3 separate regions of the Homo sapiens genome follow, and all the other regions are linked to region 1. A link is a contact called in ENCODE Hi-C or POLR2A ChIA-PET data. All regions are on one chromosome and are shown on one strand. The core of a region is the stretch at or near the end of the contact, and the rest is flanking DNA. Distances in the headings are between cores, read along the strand shown.

Region 1 (5,170 bases), core at 1,726-4,225:
CGTTGTTCAAAATTGCATAGGTAAAGCGCAGAATGGCCAAAGGGTCAGAACTACAGCAATAGGTAGGTCCCATTCTCTGCCTTTTCATTCTTCAGTCTTCGGAAATGCCACAGAGGCCAAGTGGCACTAGGTGCAGCTGGGAATCAAGATCTGTTTATCTGTACCTTAAATAGGTCAAAGTGAACCTTTTGGAAATATTGTTTTGGTAAATAAAAATTCCTGGTCGTGCTAACTGTGGCTATTTCGACCTGTTTCTTTCAGATACCATTGTTCTTATCGCTTCAATAGCAGTTGTTTCTGCAAAAACTCAGGGTAATATTTTTGCCACGTCTGCACTCAGAAGTCTCCGTTTCCTACAGATCCTCCGCATGGTGCGCATGGACCGAAGGGGAGGCACTTGGAAATTACTGGGTTCAGTGGTTTATGCTCACAGCAAGGTAAGATTTGCTCTCTGAATTTAAAAACACAATTTTTGAAACTTTTTCATTGATCGCTGTAATAGTTAATAAACCTGTCACAAGAAAACTTAGTCATTGCAGAAAATGGTTAAAACAATTTTGGGACATGATGTACAATGGATTATTTAAGAGCCATCATAAACATCCAAGAAGTAGTAAAGTGAATAGAATCCTCATAGAATTCTTTTTTCCTTTTTCAAAGATTTCCCACCTCTAAAAATCTTTCATTCCTTTTATATCTAGGAATTAATCACAGCTTGGTACATAGGATTTTTGGTTCTTATTTTTTCGTCTTTCCTTGTCTATCTGGTGGAAAAGGATGCCAATAAAGAGTTTTCTACATATGCAGATGCTCTCTGGTGGGGCACAGTAAGTATAAAAATACATTTTTTATTTATTGGATGTTGTGAATTGTTTTTTTTTAATACAACGTAATGGTTCCTATGGATGGTTTCAATAAAAATATTAAATTGCGAAAGAGAGTTATATGGAAAATAAATACTACTTATTATTGTCTAAAGGCTTTCCACATCTTTTTAGGCCAACTAAGTTGTCTTGTAAACCATCATTAATATTTCTTGAGTGCTAGATTGTTGCCAAAATTAAAAATATATAAAATATATAAATATATATCATTTTTAAAATGGTGATTAAAACATTGATAGTTTGTTTATTTGTTTTAACTTTGTGGAGCACAAATTTAAATGATCAATTGTTGCATTGATTTTCCGCTCTTCAAAAGTTTATCTGGGGTTAAAAAATGAATGGAAGCTGTGAATAAAATTGCAGCACAAAGAAATGAAAAAGAAGACTGGTAACCATCTGTGAGATCAGAGATTATAGTCACCTAATTTCAAAACTTTCCTCTCAAAACCTACTTTTTCTTTATATTATTAAAGAATAATTTTCCAAATAAATAAAGTAAAATCATGATTCTTACATAGAAAGAAAATTAACACATGCTAAACATTCATTTAACTCATTTTAAAAGTTTAAGTCATTATTAATGAAGAAACCAGTAAGATGTTAAAACCAGTTCAAAGCACTATCCAAAGGACAGAAACATTTAAAGATCAGGAATATTGAAATCAATGTGCAAATAGAGGCAAAACTGGCTCCTTCCACAGTGTGGGAGGGAAGTCAGTTCAACCTCCACTAGGCAGAATTTATTTACATGTCCATAGGCAAGAATTATTTTGCATTGCTACCAGTTATCAACAACTTACAGAGTTGTAAAATAGCTCAAAGGCTATGAAAAGAGCAGAGCCCCATAAAATCAGAATCCAAAAACCTGGAAGGGTGTACTCTGAACAACGCATAGTTTTCCACTGAAGCAAAAATTTTCCCTGCATTGTAAAGAATTTATGAAACAGTCATTGGAGCTATGCCGTAATAAGAATGACATGGGATATAGGAGTGCTTTATGCAATGTATAAATTACATTTCTTTTTATTTTATTCCTTTAAGGTATTCCAAAGGGGAGTTATATGAAAATAATCATAGCCAAACATGGTGGCTCACGCCTGTAATCCAAGCACTTTGGGAGGCTAAGGCGGGCCAGTTGCTTGAGCTCAGGCATTTGAGACCAGCCTGGGCAACATGGCAAGACCCCATCCCTACAAAAAATACAAAAATTAGCCAGGTGTGGTGGCACACTCCTGTAGTTCCAGCTACCTGGGAGGCTGAGGTGGCAGAATCACTTAAGCCTGGCAGGTAGATTATAAATGCTTGTCTAAAGAATGTCCATATCGTTTTGGTTCAAAAAACCCCGTGAGTTCTCTTTTAAACCACCCTTAGTATTTCTTGAGTTCTAGATTGTTGCCAAAATAAAAATATATCATTTTCTTAAGCTGTGATTTAAACAATGATAGGCTTTTTATTTGTTTGTTTAGTGAAGCACAGAGTTACCAATTGTTGCATTGTTCCACTAGTCATCAAAAGCTCATCAGCAAGACCCAGAACATTTGTCAGAGAGGGGGAAAATTTGTTAGGGCTGTATTTAGCAGAACTTGTTGTATTTGTTGATTGCATAGCAGCAATAAAATGAATAAAAATGAGAAATACATTCACCTAAAGATTCGAATTTTTTTCTTAAGTTATCTAAGTAAATGTCTACAAGATTATGCCATTGGTTTCAAAGGATTCCGTTGGTTTAATAATGTGGTTTCCGGCTGCTCTTCACTATTCACAAGCAATAATGGGCATTTCGAAAAAGAGTGGAAGCTTGAAAGAGAGCAGTCATCTGACACTCTTAAAATACTTTTTATATGTAGAGAGCAAATGAAAATCTGTGACTCATGATGGGATAAACTGTAAACTGAGAAAACAGGAGGCTTTTCTTGCCAGCAAGGGGAAGACAGTTTATCATCCCAGCCTTCAAAGCAATGGTTTGAATTCAAGTTTAATTTTTGCTTCTCTTGGATAATTCTAATGTATTTGACTTACTGAGGCACCCAGGTGCCCCTTTTGCCACTGAGATGCAGTTGTTGGTGAGTTTAGCCTGGGAGCTCATTATCTTTCTTTTTATTAGTCTTCCATTTCTCCTTATTACAAAAAAGAATTGCTGTATTGTGTGTTAAACAGTGTGTGGGAAACTCTTAATATACCTCTCAGTTAGTCATCAGTTTGTTTCTTTTGCCAGAATAACCCACACGGTAGGTTTTCAAAGGTCATATCTGTGACTTTCAGGGGAAGAAACATTTTCATTGATTTGCCTTTCAGTTCTGCTAATTTGACTGACATTTAACCCGTACTTAACAGGTTCCTGAATGGCCTAATTATGTTTCTATTTTTAAAAAAAATCTAGTCTTGAATATGAGAGTAAAAATTTTATAAGAGATCAAACTTCGAAGAATTTTTTAAGGCCTTATTGGTCCGTAGCAGGTTTGTTGATATTAACTGACTCATTAATGAAATTGTCTGAATCCTAAAAAGACAGAAGAAGCAAACAAACAAGAGAGCTCATTGTTTCTATTCATTTTAAGAAGAACATATACTAGATTCCTAGTGGGAAATAAAATAAATTTAGACTATTATACCTTTTATTTATACATTAATCAAGACCTTAGTGAAAATTATGGTTGGGTATTTCTTAGTTAAAATTGCGCATGTTGCACCTAATGGAAACCTTAATAACTATGGAAGTATCCAGAATAAATAGGGAAATGATAGCATCCTAAATGAGAGTATTTCTAAGTGTTACACTTTGATGAAAAAAGGAAATCCCCTATATTAAAAGATCCCACAGTATCAACATTAAGTATCAAAATATAGGTTTTGTTCCACAGATACGCTGTGCCAGTGAATTTTCAATACTAACTCTGGAACTCCTTCCATTAAGATAGTGAGATCTGTCCCCTAGATCAACATTTGGAGGGATATCATGGTGGGATCAGTGCTGCCCAAAAAACTTTGATCCCTGAAAGCAGTTTCATATTAGTGAATAGCAATACCTAGTTCATTGAGTAAGTGAAATAGATATAAAAGACCTGGTACCAAGAACATAGCAAGTGCCCAATCAAATATGAGAGCTATTGTTGGTGTAGACATCATTGCTGTGGAAGTTAAATGAAAGCACCTTTAATACAAAAGGAACAAAAAAAGAGCTATGTGTTTTGATGCAGACCCACAGTTTGAACACAGAAGAGGCTTGGGAATTGGAGGTTGTGATGAAAAGATGTCCTGGGTTCTGATGTGGCAACTAAAGTTGCATTGATGGCAGAAAATGGAAGAGGGAAGTAGCTCTAGTAGCTGAGGCACTGAGAGTTGCTGGAAAAGGGGATCTTCTGATTGTTGGATAGAGCTCCATTTATTATCATTTTCTATTGTTATTTTTCTCATTTTTGGTTGTTCCAGATTTATTCTGAAATAATTTAAGAATGGGTTTCCCTGGAGTTATTTTCTGTTATTAAATCCTTCCTGTTTTGTGGGAGTGATTTTTCTCTTTTTGATCTGCTTTAGATTTATTTTGAAATAACTTAAGATCAGGTTTTCCTGCACTCCAGCCTGGGTGCTTGAGTGAGACCCTGCCTCAAAGACTCCCTTGGGGAGAATTATACCGTGCCACGGAAATCTACCAACAGTATATTGTTCACCTGAACACATTAGCTATAAACTAATGTACATAGATTTACTAAAAACATAATTGTATCTTCAAAATCAGGTCAATAAATATTTGTTGATTTGTTGCCTGAAAGAAAGAAGGATTTATATCTCCTGATTTGGAATTAATTCTGCTATTGAAAAGAAAAAAAACTTTAGCCTAACCAGTGTCTTAAATTATAATCTGACCATAGCCTCAGCCATCTCATTTAAAAAAAAAATCAAGAAAAGTCTGGACCAGAGTTTTCATTTGTTTTTCAGTATTATTTCTGAGGAAGAATTCCTGAATGCTAAACACACGAAGGTGCCCCCACTCCACCTCAGATTTTCCTAACATAATTACAACTTTATGCCAACATTTCCAACCCACAGATTTTCAGAATGTATTTTCTTTCACCTGTGTGACTGTATTTGAGCATAGGAAACATAAGGGCCAAAATATATCTAAGCTGTTTCTATCTGCAAGACGCCTTCAAATAAATGGTCCAGCTGAAGAGATGGTACAAAATACCAGGGATTCCTGAGGCCAGCTGTGGGGAGGTAGCAGGGCAAAGCAGACCATCCCTGCCCAGATCCTCATCCGCCTTGTTACCCTGCAGCCTGAAAAGGCA
Region 2 (5,170 bases), core at 1,181-3,680, 430 kb before region 1:
CAATTTCTCTGTGATTGGTTTAATGTCATTTGCCCATAAGCATACATTGCAGGGTGCTGCCCAAGGGCAAGTGCACAGCTTAGGTACATCATCTCATTTACAAATCACCATCCGGCCATGTCTATGAGCACTGAGATATGAATCATCATTATTTATACACTTTAGTCATATTTGAAGTTCTTCTTACTAACCCTATAAAACTCTCAAATGAATTAGAATCCTCAAATTCACATAACTATCCTATCCATTTCCTGTAGGCAGAGCCATATGCAAAACTAACCCATTATTGAGAGGTGCTTGGTAAACATAGGCACAGAACAGACTCTAATCACGTCTTGTAAATCTGGGGTCCATTATAAATAATAAATAAAGTTTTATTGAAACACCATTATGCATATTCATTCATTTACTGTCTGTGACTATTCTTACATTACAACAATAGAGTTGAGTGGTAACAACAGTGATCTACAGCTGAAAAAGCTGAAAATGTTTACTATCTGGCCTAGGCCAGAAAACTATACTTTCTATCATGTGTCCTTGCCGTGTAGGCAGGTGACTTATGGAGAAATGGGATGAAAAAAATGGACATGGTGAGTCAATCATCAGTAGAGTTGAATTGAAAGAATGCCATTAGTTGGAGTCAGAGTCATGGCAAGAGAGAGAGAGTGTAAGGTAAAGTTGTGAGGAAGAAGAAACCATGCATTAAGAAGAGAAACCTGGTCAGGAGACAGAAGGCTGTACAACAACCCAGAAAAAACAAAACAAAACAAAACGAAAAAAAAAGAAAAAAAAAAAGAGATGCCATAAGATGAGAGAAAGAAAGAGAGAGGCAGAGACAGAGACTGAGAGACTGATCATCTGGCATATGGCCCTGAGGCAGAGATTAGCTTGTTCCTCAACTTCCCTAGGTTTCTGATAGCTGTTCAGTTCACAGACACATGCATGTAATGCCCCTGACCTCCAGGACCCCCATCTATGGACAGCAAGGAGCTCTTTTTGCAATCAAAAGAGAGGGACCAAAACAGATCATTATGTATTGCGCCATAATGAGGCAAATTTATTTCTCTTATTTGTAAGTTCCTATGGGAATGACTCCCCCATTAGATCACAGTATTGACGATAAGCATGAATAAGCTAATTTGGGTAGAAAAGTCACTTCATGTAGTAGAATGTAATGTTGACTGTTAAGATATCTCATACATCATGAAATTAAATAAGATTTCCCTTTTATTTCATTTGTTCAGCCACTCAGTAAATATTGAAGACCTATTAAGTATAAAGAAGTGCAAGACAGCTTGATGGATTAGAACATGTATGTAACAAACCCACTCCCAGGGAACATGTACAATCTTGTATGAAAGTTGAGACAGATACACTGATGACTACCACACAGAGAAACCTATGGTAATTAAGTTTGATAATTATTTATAGCAGTCACATTATGTACTAAAACATAAAGAACATAAGGCCATTCACCATGGCTATTGAGATGGATGAGGCTGAGCCTTTGACGTTGGAAGAACAGTAGCACTGTACACAAGAACTGAGGATCACTTCTTGCCATCAAGACCAGGGAAGCCATCATGGAACATCGTGCAGTGGGCACAAGAGATAGAATGCCCATTGCAACATCATTGGTAATAGAAAAAAATGAAAATGTCCATAAGGATAATAATGAGTAAATAACTGGCAGTGTCATTGTATAGGAAAATACCATACAGTAATTGAAAGGAATGAATTAGAGCTACATGAATCTATATTGATATATCTAAAGCCTAATGTTGAGCCAAAAATAAAGGTGCAAAAACATTTTTATAGTGTGAGACGAACTATGCAATATTTTAAAACATGGCAACCAATACTTTTATATTACTTAGACCAGCATACATATGTTGTATAGATTTTTTTTTAATGTTTAGACTTGGTAGATACTAGGATAGCTTTTAAATATGGAGGGGGAAAAAGAGAGGAAAATGATATTAAGGAGGCATATGCAGGAGTTTCTACTGTATGTGAATATTTAAATTTTTTTAAAACCTAAGCCTGCAGAAATATAGCAAAATGGGAGATGAATACATGGGCCTTCATTTTTTTTTTTTTTTTAATTCTCAGAGGTCTTCTGTTTGAAATATCTCAGAAGAAAAAAAAAGAAAAGCCTACGTGTGTTTATGTGGAGACACATTCCAAAGAAGGGACATGTGGCTGGTTATACTCAAGGTGGTTATGTTCAGTTAATCTACCAAACTGGATGATACGGGTCAGGACCCAGTTTTAGTTCAGAGATCCTCAGTTTTATTGTGTGCTTAGTCGTATTACTCAAATGAGTGAAATTAGCTTTTGATAGAGTCAGGGTACCACTTCATGTGACCAAACAAATGCACGAAGCCTGGAGATGGCTGTGTTTGAGCACAGGCTTTGTCCTGCTCGCAGATGTGCAACTGTGCATCTATGGACAGCAGTAGAGGGCTTCTAAGAACACTGGTGGCAAATATGTCAGGAGTCCCTGGCCAATACTGTTGATGCGAAGCTAAGGTTCTAAACAGTTTTGGATCACAGCCTCTTTCAGAATCTCTACGTATTTTAAAAACCTGTGAAGCATGTCCTTAAACAGACATGCACGTGTATGTGCACATATGCATGATTACATAAATTTCCACAAGTTCATAAACCAAGGGGTTTAAGAACCTTAGTTAGGAAACTCGTGTATAGGCACATTACCTTAGATAAATTTGGTCAAATCCTCCAGTGAAGATAACTAATGGTGCAGTTTCTGTGAAAACACACAGGACTCTGAAAATGGAGCTACGGACCCAGTAAAGAGTTTGTACAACTCAGTGAGACTTCCTAAATTCATTGATTTACATACTCTACTAACCACCATCAATCTTGGCACACAAATGACCAGAATATACAGAATCTATCTTTGCTTTATTTGTTTTGTAATGGTTCTTGAATGCTTCTTTAAAGAATAAAACTACTGGACATAGAAAATTCTTCAGCTTGTACAATCATTTAGGATGGTGTAATTCAGATGAAGCATTACACGTGAAAAGGAAACTCAGTCAGATGACAAGCAAATTCTTGGCATCCAACCCTGACCACCAATGCAGAATATGACTAAGGAATAACATTTTTAGTAAAAGGTCACAGACAACATGAACTTAACACATTTTATTCACCTGGTGGCAAATAGAAATGAAATCCCAGAAGCTTGGTTCCTTGAATAAATATTGCAGCAACTGACACATCCAAATATATTTAATACAAACAGTCTCTCATTGCAAGTGCTATGTTTTTTCTGACCATTACATATTTTTACTCATTATTTACACAGCTAATGACTGTTTTATAATGTTAAACTCAACCTTCCATTTTTCTGAAATTATGTTTATATAGTTATTGGTTTGATGGAATAATTAAAATGCACTTATGTGAGATATAAACTAAGTTTCCTTTTCCTGTCTTGTTTCTTATAATTTAATCTGTATTAGGTCATTCAACTAGTAATTGTTATTCTAATAATTTCCCCTATTTTCTTTTCTTTGAACTGGCTGACTAGCTAAAGTGTATAAAAACAGTGACTCATAGACATGCATTTTGAAGTAACCAATATAAATAGGTACATTCTGGTTATATCACATTTTAGACAACTGCTTAGTCAAATGAAATGCAAAAAGAAAAACGGAAAGAAAACTATTTCAAATACCTTGAAATGTGTGCTTCAAGCTGACTTTCAGAATAGGTGCACATTTATATAGCTATGTAAAAAAGAAGGGGAAAAACACAGAAATTCCAAAATATTTTCAAACTGGCTTAGACATCTTGACACTTTACTGTTTTCCTCTGCCAGGAGAGTAAATGAGTGGTTTGCCCTCTGGGGAAAAATCCATTTAAAAGCGAAACTATTTTAAATGCATACCTTTTTACAAGAAAGAAAAGAATAGTTCTTAGTAGTGGGGGAGTGGGTAGGATATATGTATATGGAAGGGCACAGTGAAATGTATTAGTATAGGGTCTTGTTTACTTGTAAGTATTTTCTTCCTTTTTGTCATTCCTCACACATTTACATGGTTAGCACTGGTGATACAAAGAAGAAAGAAATATTCCTAGCCTTCACGTGGTTTTAGTCTAAAGGGAGAACACTCAGGAAAAACAGTGTGCATCAACCTAGAGATGCCATGAGAATGAAATGTGCAGTAACTAATCCATGGAGGAGAGGATGGTCAGAGGGGGTCGTGTTTAAATTGGGTCGATTAAGGTTGCAAAGGGTCAGCCTATTTTAAGAGGGCAGGTGGGAAGGAATAGGAACAGAGGCCAAATGCAGGAGATAATATTTTGTAAACTGTTTTGTAAATGATAAATTGTACCTTCTGTGTGGAGGTAAAGTATGAGGGGAGATTTCTGCCTTCTTCCTATCTTGTTCTTATATATTTGTTCATATATTTAACATAGCTACCCCCTTATGGTATTATAATTACCTGATTACCTTTTAATCTCATCTGTGAAGTCCCTAAGTGTAGGAGCAGTACTTTATCCATCTCTTTTCCCTAGTGCCTAACAGGTCCAGACAGCTGGTAGATACAAAATGAAGACTCTTTTAGTTGAACTGAGTGAATGAAAGGATGGACAGATGGATGCATAGATAGATACTCTGTAATTACAAAGAAATGTACTTGGGCTATGACTCCTTCAGTGGAAAAAACAACATAGCAGAAAAAATGCAATACATGGGGTGTGGTAGAATTGTAAAAATATTTTTACTAGAAATACTCTTGGACTTTATGACAAATTAGAAATTATTTCCTTCTATGCCTGGCCCTTCCAAAATTTCACATTCATGCATACACTAGTATACTTGTTAAATTGTTGGACAAAAATCTCCTTCGATTTAGAAGTCTATTATTTCGTTGAGATGACAGTTTTTAACTAGTAATGAAAGTTTTCCAATGAAAACACTCTAATTTTGCAATGTGTACCTCAATTTTGTGAAAATAAACGGCTGAGTATACTGGAACAATCTTAATTCTGTTGAACTCCTTAAAATGATATTACATATCAAAGAGTACACCTTTAAACTACTAATGGAGGAAAATAGAATAACTCAAGGAGAGCAAGCAGACAGCTGGAATTTTTGGGAAATGTCTGTGGTATTTGGGTTTATTTTTAAGGG
Region 3 (5,170 bases), core at 1,738-4,237, 330 kb before region 1:
TATTTTTATTTTATATTATACAATATAATGGATGACAACAGAATGTAATGACAATTTTTCAAATCCAATTTATTAATGTCCCTAGTAGTGACCATACCAAGATTATGCTGCAGTAAACCCTTTTAAAATCTAAATCCTCTCCTTACTATTAGGTCCATGCTTATATTCACTTTGTATCTATTACAAACAACTTATAAGGAAAGAATGCTGGAACTGGATTCAACCTCTGGTTTGTATTCTTACCAGGTCTGCTGACACTGAGTCTCAGCTTTCTCTTTGACGAACTGCGGACTCTAATCTGTACCTTGCCTGTTTTTTGGAGTAGTATTAACTGAGGTGAAAATAAAGTATTAGATGTGACATGAATTTTTTTATTGTATCTTTCATGGTAGACTGAGTAGGTTTTGCTGCAGTAACATAAGAAAAACAAAGCCCCAACTCTCAGTGAATATAATCTTAGCCCATAGGCAGAAGTTCATTTCTCCCTCATGCTTCATGTCTACAGGAGCTCAGCTTATGATCCCTTTGAGACCCAGCCTAACGGAAACCCCATGTTAGCATGTGTTTTCATAATCACCAGGTCAGGGAAAAGATACTGGTAAATCATGCACTGGCACTTAAAACATTCTTCCAGAAATGATACCTCTGCTCACACTCTGTTGGCCAAAGTAAGTCACATGGCCACACAGGTAAGCTCAGAGTAGGTGGGGAAGTGCATTTCTATCGTGAGCCTAGAGGGAGAGGGGAACAGGCATATCTACGATGAGATCTAATGACTATCACAGGTATTTAAATTTAAAACTGCAATCTATTTATCCTGTGGTGAATTTAGTGGAGAAATTATTTTTGCCTTGCAATGGTAAGGAGGACTGTTATGTAACTTTCTACTATGAATTATAGATGTGTACTGCCATCTACTTCTCATCTATTGAGAAGGGGAGATGTTCTGATCTGAAATAAATAAACATCAGAATACTTTTTTCACAATATATGTACTATGATGTTTCTATCAGTAGGAATAGACAGCTATACAAAAGTGAAATAGAAAAAGTGGTAAGAGGGCCAGGCACGGTGGCTCATGCCTGTAATCCCAGTACTTTGGGAGGCCAAGGTGGGCGGATCACCTGAGGTCAGGAGTTCGAGACCAGCCTGGCCGACATGGTGAAACCTTGTCTCTACTAAAAATACAAAAATTAACTGGGTGTGGTGGTGGGAGCCTGTAGTCCCAGCTGCTTGGGAGGCTGAGGCAGGAGAATCACTTGAACCCGGGAGGCAGAGGTTGCAGTGAGCCAAGATCGTTCCACTGCACTCCAGACTGGTGACAGAGCGAGACTCCGTCTAAAAAAAAAAAGAAAAAGAAAAAGAAAAAATGGTAAGAAAGGCAACAGAGGTACAACAGATTTGCTGAGAAATCCTATAGTTAGAATGGGGAAGGTTTTTTGGGAAACATGAGTTAAGGACTGGATATTGAAGCCTGGAATGGATATGGATTTATGGACAGGGAAGGATGATCTATAATACAGAGAAGTATAATTCAACACAGAAATTCTGATTTCTAGGCTATTACTGGAATACACTATTTCAAGGCTATTAATGACTACATTTATGTTATTTTTCCTAAAATATCAGGACCTTTTAATCTAATGACTCAGCTCTTCTGTGTCTCTGTTTTTCTTGCACTTTGTCTTATTGCTTTGCCATTTAAAAATCCAGCCATGAAAGGAATTTTGGAAATTGTGTTCTTTTCCATGTATGTAATTGCTCCTTAAAACTGAAAAGATCAATTAGGAAATTATTGGCTCCTTCGTACTTCTTTTACCACCTCTATTTATTAATTGATTGAATTGGGTTCGCCAGGTTTAGCTCTTTAATATCAGATCAATAAAAGATTAAATGTTTAAATTAAGTGAGCACACATGTAACTTTCACACTCCTTGCAATTTCTAGGAGCCACATCCAATCATTCAGGATTGTCAGTAACGGCAGCAATCAAGGCTAGAATCAGAGTACTTGCAACTTTTCATTCTTTTTCCTAAACTTCAGCCTACATTTATGGGAATAATAATGCAGCCATACTTTCCTCAAACTCAGTTTATATTTTTGTTTGAAATTAAAGCAGCTTTTTGAGACAAGAATTAAGATTGTTGCCCTGATGCTAGTCATAGTGAATTTCTAACCCTTCTAACCCTTCTTAAAAGGAGATGGTCGTATTTGTTTCCTTTGGATGCCGTATCAAATTACCACAAGCTGAGTGGTTCAAAAGAACAGAAATGTACTCTCTCACAGTACTTGATGCCAGAAGTTTGAAGTCAAGGTGTGTCTGAAGGTCATATTCTTTCTGAAGGCTCCAGGGAAGAAGCCTTCCTTGCCTCTTCCTAACATCTAGTGGTTCCTAGCAATCCTTGACCTGTGTTGGCGTGTAGCCGCCTCACTCCGGTCTCTGCCTCTGTCATCACATGGCTTTTTGCCCTCTGTCTCCCCTGTATCTCTAACTCCAAATTTCTCTCTCCTTATAAGGACATCAGTGGTTGAAATTAGGGTCCACTGTAATCCAGTGTGATCACATCTTAATTATATCCGCAAAGACTCTATTTGCAAAAAAAAAAAAAAAAAAAAAAAAAAAAAAAAAAAAAAAAGGGTCACATTCACAAATACCAGAGTTTAGGACTTCAACATTTCTTTATAGGAGACACAAATCAACTCACAACAATGGCATTATTGAAACTTTTTTGTAATTTTTTAGCATTCTATTCTGTGGGATACTTCCCCTCCCAGCCCAGAAATTTATGCCAGTTACTAATTTCATCAAGATTATTCCCCTTGCTACCGATTGCCACCTTATTTAAAAGTCTGCATTATTGTTGACCTGCCCCAAGACCTGGTTTCTTGATACCCAGTCTTCTCTTTCTCATGATTTTCTCCGTGCAACTTGTTAAACTTTTACTTTCTTTCAGAAAGCACTGGGAGGCAGTTCAGATGTACCAGGGTAGACAGGCTAGTGATCAAGGGTGAGTCAGGGATTTGCTGACAGGTACTAATGGGAGTAGTCATTGAACTAAACCTGAAGCAACAGTGAAACAAAACAAGGTTTGCATCACTTCTAAAGAAGATACTTAGAATTGTTTTCTTCCTCTTGCTTCAACAACTACATTGGATATATTTAGCTGAATGCTTTATTTTGACTCTAAGCAAAATCTCATAGCAACATCTTTTCTTTCAAAGTACCATTAATGTAATTTTGAGTACAGGAATAAGGAAAAAAGTTAGAAAATTTCATTGAGGATAATAAATTGAGACCAAACACTACCAGATAATACATCAAGAACATTAACATTAACAACATCCTTTTATGTTATGCTACATTCTTGTGTTAAACTAATGTATACCATACATTATAGATACTAATGTAGTAGTTGCGGAAAATAATGACGCTCTTTGATTCTATCTAGCAGAACTGCAAACTCTTAATTATAATAACAAAAGATTATGTGTTACACTCTAAGTCTTGCCTAGAATGATACAAGATATGGATTTTGAGTTATTTTAAGGATTATAATCCTTATATTTATGTTCTAGTTCAGGGGTTGATGATAACCTAAGGTCCAGAATTTGGATAGGAAAAAAAATGTATTTGTTTTTCCTAACTCTAACTGATATTTGATATCTCCTTCAATTATTAATGTAAGCCACAAACCTCAGGGGTTATGGCATCAATAGAAATCCTAGATTAATTTTAAATTATATCACAGGTATTGAATATATCTCAAATATAATTTATACTTAGCACTTCTTCAGAATTATGTTAGCTACTTAGACCTGCTGTGATACCTTATTTAATGCATTAATAAAGAATTCTTTTAATATTTTGATAACTATTTCTATATACTCATTTTTCCTTGGAATATTTTTATTTTATGCATTTTAAAACAATTCTGTTGAAAATAGTTCCTCGGGCTTCATGGGACTGCCAAAGTGGCCCATGACACAAAATCGGATAAAAATTTCTCTGCTAGTTTTAGTACCTTCTGTTTCATGATGGCAAATTAAAAGGCAGGTTCAAATGTCAGCATTATATACTACAATTTTCTTTCTTTCTCAGTCAGACAATTCATTAATCATCTGATATTTTTTATAATACTATACCTAACATGGGGATAAATGACTGAAAAAACAGGGTTGTAAAAATAGAAGCATAGCATACATTCCTGTCCTCAATGATATTCAGTCTAGTTAGTTACATAGCATATGAATTGCCATTGTCCATATCATATCTTAAAATAATTCTTATACTGTATTTTTATAATGCTTAAAAAATGTACTCAAAATGCTGTCCTCTGTAAGAACTCATTGAACACCTTCAACAGGGTTGTTAAATTGGTAAAGCAAGATCCTACTAGGTTTATAAATAAAGAAAAGGCTTTCCCTTAAGTAGTGAGAGATGAAGCAAGAAAACACTCAGCTCTCCCAAACTGTAGTTCAGTGGGACTTTCATTTCACATCATTTCCTTAGAAAAATCCTACGTCAGAAAATCTTCAGTCTTTTTCGTTGTATAATCTATACATCTCCGAAAAGTGTAAGATGGCTTGTTAAGAATAAAGTGTGGTTTGGTTGTGTAAGACCAACCAGAAAGGGGAAAGGGAAGAGGAATGATGTTGAGATTGGGAGAGTAGTTGCTGTCTGTGATCTTTTATACAGTTGATGTGTGATAGTTGTTTGTTTGTTTGTTTGTTTTTTTAATTCCAACCTGTTCTTAAATGCAAATACAAAAACTAGAGAAAGAGATGGAATCAAGCTAAGGTTAAACTCAAAAGTGACTTCAGTATCAACTTGTTGGTTGTATGTAGCCTTTCTGTCACAGAACTGTGCCCTGGGTTCTTTTTACTCAAAAAGTATTCCATAAAACAACCGCCTATTGGTGCATTACTTCACAGCCTGTTATGAATGAGAATCTTGAGTCCCACCCCAGACTTAATGAATCAGAATCTGCATGTTAACAAAATTCTCAAGTGATTTGAATATACAGCAAAATTTGAGAACCACAGATGACTTTCAATTCACCCATAATAACTGAGAAAAGACTGTAAATTCCTACACCTTGTTCTTCCATAATTTAAGGAGTTTCTTGCTTTGTTTCTACCTTCATTAAGGGATATGAGGCCCATGCTAAGA

Evidence for each region. Hi-C counts contacts between places; a loop is a spot of excess contacts on that map. ChIA-PET counts read pairs that join two places held with the same protein, here RNA polymerase II (POLR2A). Pooled maps may share reads with other maps.
Region 2: a map of PC-3 shows a loop between it and region 1 (11-fold over the local background). The contact joins two enhancer-like sites. A Hi-C loop is called at or near these places in 1 of 168 maps with a recorded cell type or tissue (PC-3), 2 of 37 single-sample maps with no recorded cell type and 2 of 50 pooled maps. POLR2A ChIA-PET finds 5 or more read pairs at or near these places in 2 of 52 experiments (A673 and GM10248).
Region 3: a loop to region 1 is called in a map with no recorded cell type, with 2.0 times the contacts of the local background. The contact joins two enhancer-like sites. A Hi-C loop is called at or near these places in 9 of 37 single-sample maps with no recorded cell type and 3 of 50 pooled maps. POLR2A ChIA-PET finds 5 or more read pairs at or near these places in 2 of 52 experiments (HEK293 and Panc1).

The regions. Positions count from the first base shown.
Region 1 is chr6:73,077,061-73,082,230 of GRCh38, forward strand. It overlaps KCNQ5 (potassium voltage-gated channel subfamily Q member 5), which reads left to right. Exons shown (of 14, transcript NM_019842.4): 4 at 262-437; 5 at 702-827. Among named protein-coding and RNA genes, the nearest start is that of KCNQ5-AS1, 64 kb to the right of the region's middle. Within about 2 kb of position 2,976, at least 4 of the 41 ENCODE cell types and tissues checked have a DNase peak (open chromatin) inside an H3K27ac peak, as active enhancers do; they include PC-3, where a contact is called at or near this core.
Region 2 is chr6:72,646,688-72,651,857 of GRCh38, forward strand. The region is part of intron 1 of KCNQ5 (potassium voltage-gated channel subfamily Q member 5); the gene reads left to right. All of the region lies in intron 2 of KCNQ5-IT1 (KCNQ5 intronic transcript 1), which reads left to right. Among named protein-coding and RNA genes, the nearest start is that of KCNQ5-IT1, 19 kb to the left of the region's middle. Within about 2 kb of position 2,431, at least 5 of the 41 ENCODE cell types and tissues checked have a DNase peak (open chromatin) inside an H3K27ac peak, as active enhancers do; they include PC-3, where a contact is called at or near this core.
Region 3 is chr6:72,743,469-72,748,638 of GRCh38, forward strand. All of the region lies in intron 1 of KCNQ5 (potassium voltage-gated channel subfamily Q member 5), which reads left to right. Among named protein-coding and RNA genes, the nearest start is that of KCNQ5-IT1, 120 kb to the left of the region's middle. Within about 2 kb of position 2,988, at least 2 of the 41 ENCODE cell types and tissues checked have a DNase peak (open chromatin) inside an H3K27ac peak, as active enhancers do.